2 separate regions of the Homo sapiens genome follow, and region 2 is linked to region 1. Evidence: chromatin contacts called from ENCODE Hi-C or POLR2A ChIA-PET data. All regions are on one chromosome and are shown on one strand. Each heading gives the region's core, a stretch centred on a gene start or an enhancer-like site at or near the end of the contact. The rest is flanking DNA. Distances are from core to core; before and after follow the strand shown. Region 1 overlaps KCNT1 (potassium sodium-activated channel subfamily T member 1). Region 2 overlaps KCNT1 (potassium sodium-activated channel subfamily T member 1).

Region 1 (2,700 bases), core at 1-2,500:
GGGGTGCTCACACTGACGGCCGGCACTCACCCCGTGAAAACGAGGCACAGCAGGGTGCAGAAGAGGATGAGGACCTGGTTGAACATGGCTGACTGTGTCCGCAGGATGGCACGGTGGAAGTCATTCTGTGGAAGGAGTGGTGGCTGTCAGCGGGCAGGGACTGTGGACCCCGCCAGGAGCCAATGAATAGAGACTAGAAGGACAGTGGAAAGCAGACGGCCCGGCCACACCTGCGTCTCGGCTGAGGCCCACGGGGCAGCCTGTACCTGGCCACACCTGTGTCTCGGCTGAGGCCCATGGGGCAGCCTGCACCTGGCCACACCTGCGTCTCGGCTGAGGCCCACGGGGCAGCCTGCACCTGGCCACACCTGTGTCTCGGCTGAGGCCCACGGGGCAGCCCACGGCCACACCTGTGTCTCGGCTGAGGCCCAAGGGGCAGCCCACGCCTGGCCACACCTGCGTCTCCGCTGAGGCCCACGGGCAGCCTGCACCTGGGTAGGGCACCCCCTCTGCTGTCCTCTCTCAGGACGGGTCCCCATCTTGCCTACATCCCCGGGGATGAGGCTTAAGTCTCAGGTCAGAGGGCTGGTTAGTGTGCAAGGCTTGGACCCAGCATGGTAACGCTGATTTACCACTGGGGCAGGAATGGGGGCTGTGAGTCAAGGGGTCTGGCTTGGAGAGGGTGGGCGCCTAGGGAACTGACTGCTGCCATTCACATGACAGGGACCATGTTGAGACACTCAGAGCAGGGCCTGCCTGTGGCCCCGTGGCCCAGGTTTCCTGAGATGCTCAGCACAGGGCCTGCCTGTGGCCCCGTGGCCCCAGTTTGCGTGTGGCCTGGTGTTTGTGGCCCTGGTCCTCGTGGCCTGGGTTTGTCACACCCTTCACTTTGTCCCTCCTCCTCCTGCCAGCCATTTCATTTCCAGGCTTAGGAAAAGCTCTGGGATTGAGTTTCTTCCTGGAAGGAGGGCATTCGGGGCTTGGCTTGGATGTTTTCCAGGAGCAGAGACAGAGTTTCTGCTGCCCTGGCTTCCCGGTCCTCTACAGGTCATGCCAGGGCCGGGGCGTGGCAGGCTACGTCGCACAGTGTCTTCCAGGGCCGGTGAGGCTGAGGGTGGCCCCCCCAAGTCCCAGCTGCACCCCCCGCCCCGGCTTACAATCATGTTTTCCAGCGCGTGCTTGGCCAGCCAGCAGTTCAGAAAGACGGGGATGAACAGGTTCCGCAGCGGCGGCCAGAAGATCTGTGAAGGGGACAGGTCAGGGCTGGGGCTCCAGGGCCCGCACTCCTGGCAGCTGGGGCTCACCCACCGTGATGATGAAGGGCAGAGTGTTGATCATCTCCAGGACGAAGGACACGCGGAAGATCTGCTCCCAGATGTTGCCCTGGGGCCAAACGGGGGGTATCAGCGGGGGCGATGGAGGGTGGGGGTGGGGCCCAGCAGGGGAGGGGCAGGGTGGGGAAGAGGGCGAGGAGCCCACCCTGGAGGTCAGTGGATGAGGCTGGGAAGTGTGGGGAAATAGGAGAGGGTGGGGGAGGTGGGGGAGGCTGGGGAGGGTGGGGAGGGTGGGGACCCCCTGTGAGGTGCCATCCCGGGCAGGCACTCACTTTGTAGCTGAGGTAGATGAGAAGCATCGTCTCCAGGAAGCTTATTATGGCCACGATGACCTGGGAGTCAGGAAAGGGAAGGAGCTCTGGAGCAGGCCGGGGCTGGGGCTGGGGCCTGACCCCACAGGCCTCGCGGGCAGGTACCACACAAAGCCAGGTGTGTGTCTGGGGTCTGCCTTGACCCTCACTCCCATGTCAGGACAGTCTTAGCCACCAAGGCCTTTGGCTGACCCCCGCCAGGGCCGAGGGCAGATGGAGTCTTGAAACCATGGTCCTCCTGGGCCGCCCACTCTAGGCCCAGGGTGGGATGGAGGGTGCAGTGGGTGAGGCAGGACGCTCAGGAAGACACCAGAGAGCGGCTATCCCGCTGCCCTGGTGGGGAGGGAACGGAGATGGAGGCTCAGTGGACCTGGTTTTCCCCCACGGAACCCCTCTCAGCACAGGCATCTACTGACCCCTCTGGAACATGATAGGGGTGGGTGTGAAAGACCCTCTCTGGTCTCAGATGGAGACATGGGACCCAGTCATGAACTAGGTCACCCACCCAGGAGCCAGCCAGGGACCTGGCCTGTGCACTCTCCACCCCAGGAAAACAGCAAGGACACAGATGGGTCAGTGGAGGGAGAGATTCAGGTGGTGAAGCAGACAGAGGGGGTCAGGAAGTCCTCAGGGATCCCTGGGAAAATTGTGTGGAGAGCAGTAGAGCCTGGGTCGGTCCTCAGCACTCACTGAACCTGGGACCCCTGCTTACTGAGCCTGAGTTTGTCTTCAGCATTCACTGAGCCTGGGTTCCCTACTTACTGAGCCTGTCTGTCTTCAGCATTCACTAAAGTCTGGTTTCCCTGCTTACTGAGCCTGGGTCTGTCCTCAGTGCTCACTGAGCCTGGGTCCCCTGTTTACTGATCCTGGGTTTGTCCTCAGCATTTACTGACCCTGGGTCAGTAAATGCTGGGTTTGTCCTCAGTGCCCACTGAGCCTGAGTCACCTGTTTTACTGAGCCTGGCTTTGTCCTTGGCATTCACTGAGCCTGGGTCCCATGCTTACTGAGCCTGGGACTGTCCTCAGTGCTCACTGAGCCTGGGTTTGTCCTCAGC
Region 2 (2,700 bases), core at 124-2,623, 39 kb after region 1:
CTGCCCCCTCCTTCTGCACCCATTCCTGCTCCTGCTGGCCCTGCCTGGCCCATCCACAGTTGCTGCCTGTGGGGCCGGCAGGGGTCCATCCTCCACGCAGGCCCGCTGCCCCGTGTTCCCAGCAATGCCGGGCCCTGTTTGTGGTCCACTTCTCAGCTTGTTGTGTGAAAAAATATTTGGTGTTGCTCAACTCCAGAGAACCAAGTCAAGTTCCGTTCTCTGTTGTCAGAGGAGCTAATGAAACAGCCTGGTCAGGCCGCTCTGGGGCAGTGTTCTGACCCCGGGAGGCCTGCACTGGGGCCGGGCTTTCTGTGGCAAGGCGGCCACTCCCTTCCCAGGTGACCCTGGTGCCTGGGCCCCATGGCACCAGCTTGGGGCACTCAGCTTGGGGTGGCCCAAGGAGCCAAGGCAGTGGCCCTGGCCATGCTCAGGGACGAAGCTTCCTCTTGCCTGCCGGAAGCCCCAGCCAGTGGGCAGGGCCTTCCTGGCACCTCTCATGTCCTGCTTAATGCCTGGGAGTGTTGGCGACCCTGACGTTGCCTCCAGTGGTGGCTTCAGTGGCCCCGGTGGGCTGGGTCCTGGTGCAGCATGGCGGGGGGTGGCTGCCTGCCCCACCCCTCCCCACTGGGACTCCTTGTCTGGAATCTGCCCCTTTGGAGAGATGGGCCTGTGGTGTGACAGCCCCAAGTGTCCCCAAAGCATGCATCCCCCGACATACACAGCATCTTCCTGAGCCTCAGTGCAGGGCAGGATGGAAGCCGCACCTCCACTGCCACAGACCAGAGTCTGCACAAGGTGCCTGGGACCCAGCTCGGGGACACCGTCAGGACCCAAGCCCTCAGGCAGCCCCTGTCCCGCTGGCTCCTCGAGCTGCCCTTTGGGGGCTGTTAACCCCTCTGCAGAAGAAGAGCCCAAGTCTGTGTCCTCCAAGGGCCATGACGCTCACTTAGGCTTCCGGGACACTCTTGAGAGCTGGCTCTGGCTGGGAGGGCCAGGGCCTCCATCAGTTGCCCCTGGACTCCCAGGCAGAGGGGCAGTGAGACTGTCAGCATGGCTCAAGGGGCTCCAGAGCCTGGGCGCAGGTGGACTGTGGCTGAATGCTGCTCCATGGGAGCACCCGAGACACCATCTGGTAAGCAGTGGTGAGGGTCCACCATCAGGTCCCTGAGGTGAGTGAGCTCCCAACTCTGTCCACTTCCTCCACCGGGCGGTACCGATGGGCTGGGTCATCCCCGCTGGGAGCGGCCTGCCCAGCAGTACAGCCTCCTCTGCCCACATGGCCCGCCGAGCTCTTCTCTGTCCAAGGCCACGGGCGATGGAGGCTGTGGTGACTCACTGCCAGAGGCTCTACTCCCGGGGGAAACAGGAAGCCCGAGTCCTGCCCGCCCACCTGCTCGCTCACAGCCTGCCAGGGGTTGGCAGCAGCACCCGCTTCCCTCACAGAGCCTGCCCCAGGGTAGAAATAGGGAGGGCGTGAGGGGTGCCAGTCTGTGCTGAGCCCCCACATTGCACCTGCCCTGTGCTGATGGTTGGGTCTCCCTGCCCCTCAATCTCTTCCCCTGGTGCAGAGAGAGACCAAGCGGCACTTCCACCTTACCCAGACCTGAGACACCCCCATGGCCAAGGCCACCACGATGGTCCCTCAGGGGCCCGAGTGGAGCCTGTGCTGCCGTGTCCGGGCACACCAGCCCTTCCGTCCACAGCCCAGGACCCCATCCCAGTGTCCCCTCCCCTCTACCTAAGGGCTTTCTCACCCAGAGCCGGCAGGCAGGTCTTGCTGGGCTCAGCCCTTTCAGACCTGGGCCCCCTATGGCCTCCAGACCCCGCCTGCACTCCCTCCTGCATTCAGATAAGCACGTCCTCCCACCTCACACGGCTCCTGTGAGTCACTGCAGTACACAGGAAGGGGGTCCCACCAGGCCAGGCAGACGACCCCTGGTCTCCACTCCAGGAAGGGGAAGGCACAGGCACTGGGGATGAGGAGGAAGATGAGGAGATATGGGATGGCTTCTAATGGCAGATAGAGGCATCAGACCCCACCCCAAGCACCCAGGAGGGTCCTCCAAGCGGCTGATCCCCTCCTCCAGGTCAGCTTGGGGTTTCCACAGAGCCAGGGCTGGGGTCCCCACGTGCGTGTCCTTATGGATAGGGGAGGGCTTGGGTGACCTCAGGACCCCTGTCAGCATCCTGATTTCCCTCATTGTTGCCCACCCATTCCAGCATCGGGGTCATGAGAGAGGCCATGCCAGACTCACCCAACCCTACCATGGAGGCTGAAGCAAGCCCCTTTGGGCAAAGAAGGTTTGAGGAAGAGAAACCCTTCAGGCCAGGCTCCCTGAGCTGCCTTCAAGAGGAGAGGCCCCCAGGCTGCTGCTGAGACCAAGGAGCTGCCATTCCTGGGTGGGGTAAGTGGGGGTTCCCCGGGCTCCTAGGCCTCTAGGGCACCCTCTCTTACATCCAGTCGAGGCAATTTCTCAGGAGGGCCTGAGTCCACGTGAGGAGCGGGTTCAGCTGTGCCGGGCAGCGGCTGGCGAGCTGGCAGGTGACTTGGGCAGAAGCCCCCAACTCACTTGCCCCTGCGCCCCCGGAAAGTTGCCCACTCCTGTACTGTGCCCAGCCAGCCTCACCAGCCCCCGCAGCCTCCAGGGGGAGCCAGGCAAAGCTGCTGGGAACCGGGCTGGACACCAGCCGACCAGCAGC

Evidence for each region. Hi-C counts contacts between places; a loop is a spot of excess contacts on that map. ChIA-PET counts read pairs that join two places held with the same protein, here RNA polymerase II (POLR2A). Pooled maps may share reads with other maps.
Region 2: a map of endothelial cell of hepatic sinusoid shows a loop between it and region 1 (7-fold over the local background). The contact joins two enhancer-like sites. A Hi-C loop is called at or near these places in 1 of 168 maps with a recorded cell type or tissue (endothelial cell of hepatic sinusoid) and 1 of 50 pooled maps. POLR2A ChIA-PET finds 5 or more read pairs at or near these places in 3 of 52 experiments (A549, Caco-2 and H1).

What each region holds. Positions count from the first base shown.
Region 1 is chr9:135,755,839-135,758,538 of GRCh38, reverse strand. It overlaps KCNT1 (potassium sodium-activated channel subfamily T member 1), which reads right to left. Exons shown (of 31, transcript NM_020822.3): 7 at 1,607-1,666; 8 at 1,309-1,383; 9 at 1,158-1,241; 10 at 31-125. Among named protein-coding and RNA genes, the nearest start is that of KCNT1, 55 kb to the right of the region's middle. Within about 2 kb of position 1,250, at least 2 of the 41 ENCODE cell types and tissues checked have a DNase peak (open chromatin) inside an H3K27ac peak, as active enhancers do.
Region 2 is chr9:135,717,449-135,720,148 of GRCh38, reverse strand. All of the region lies in intron 2 of KCNT1 (potassium sodium-activated channel subfamily T member 1), which reads right to left. Among named protein-coding and RNA genes, the nearest start is that of KCNT1, 17 kb to the right of the region's middle. RefSeq lists an enhancer at 1,232-1,526. Within about 2 kb of position 1,373, at least 2 of the 41 ENCODE cell types and tissues checked have a DNase peak (open chromatin) inside an H3K27ac peak, as active enhancers do.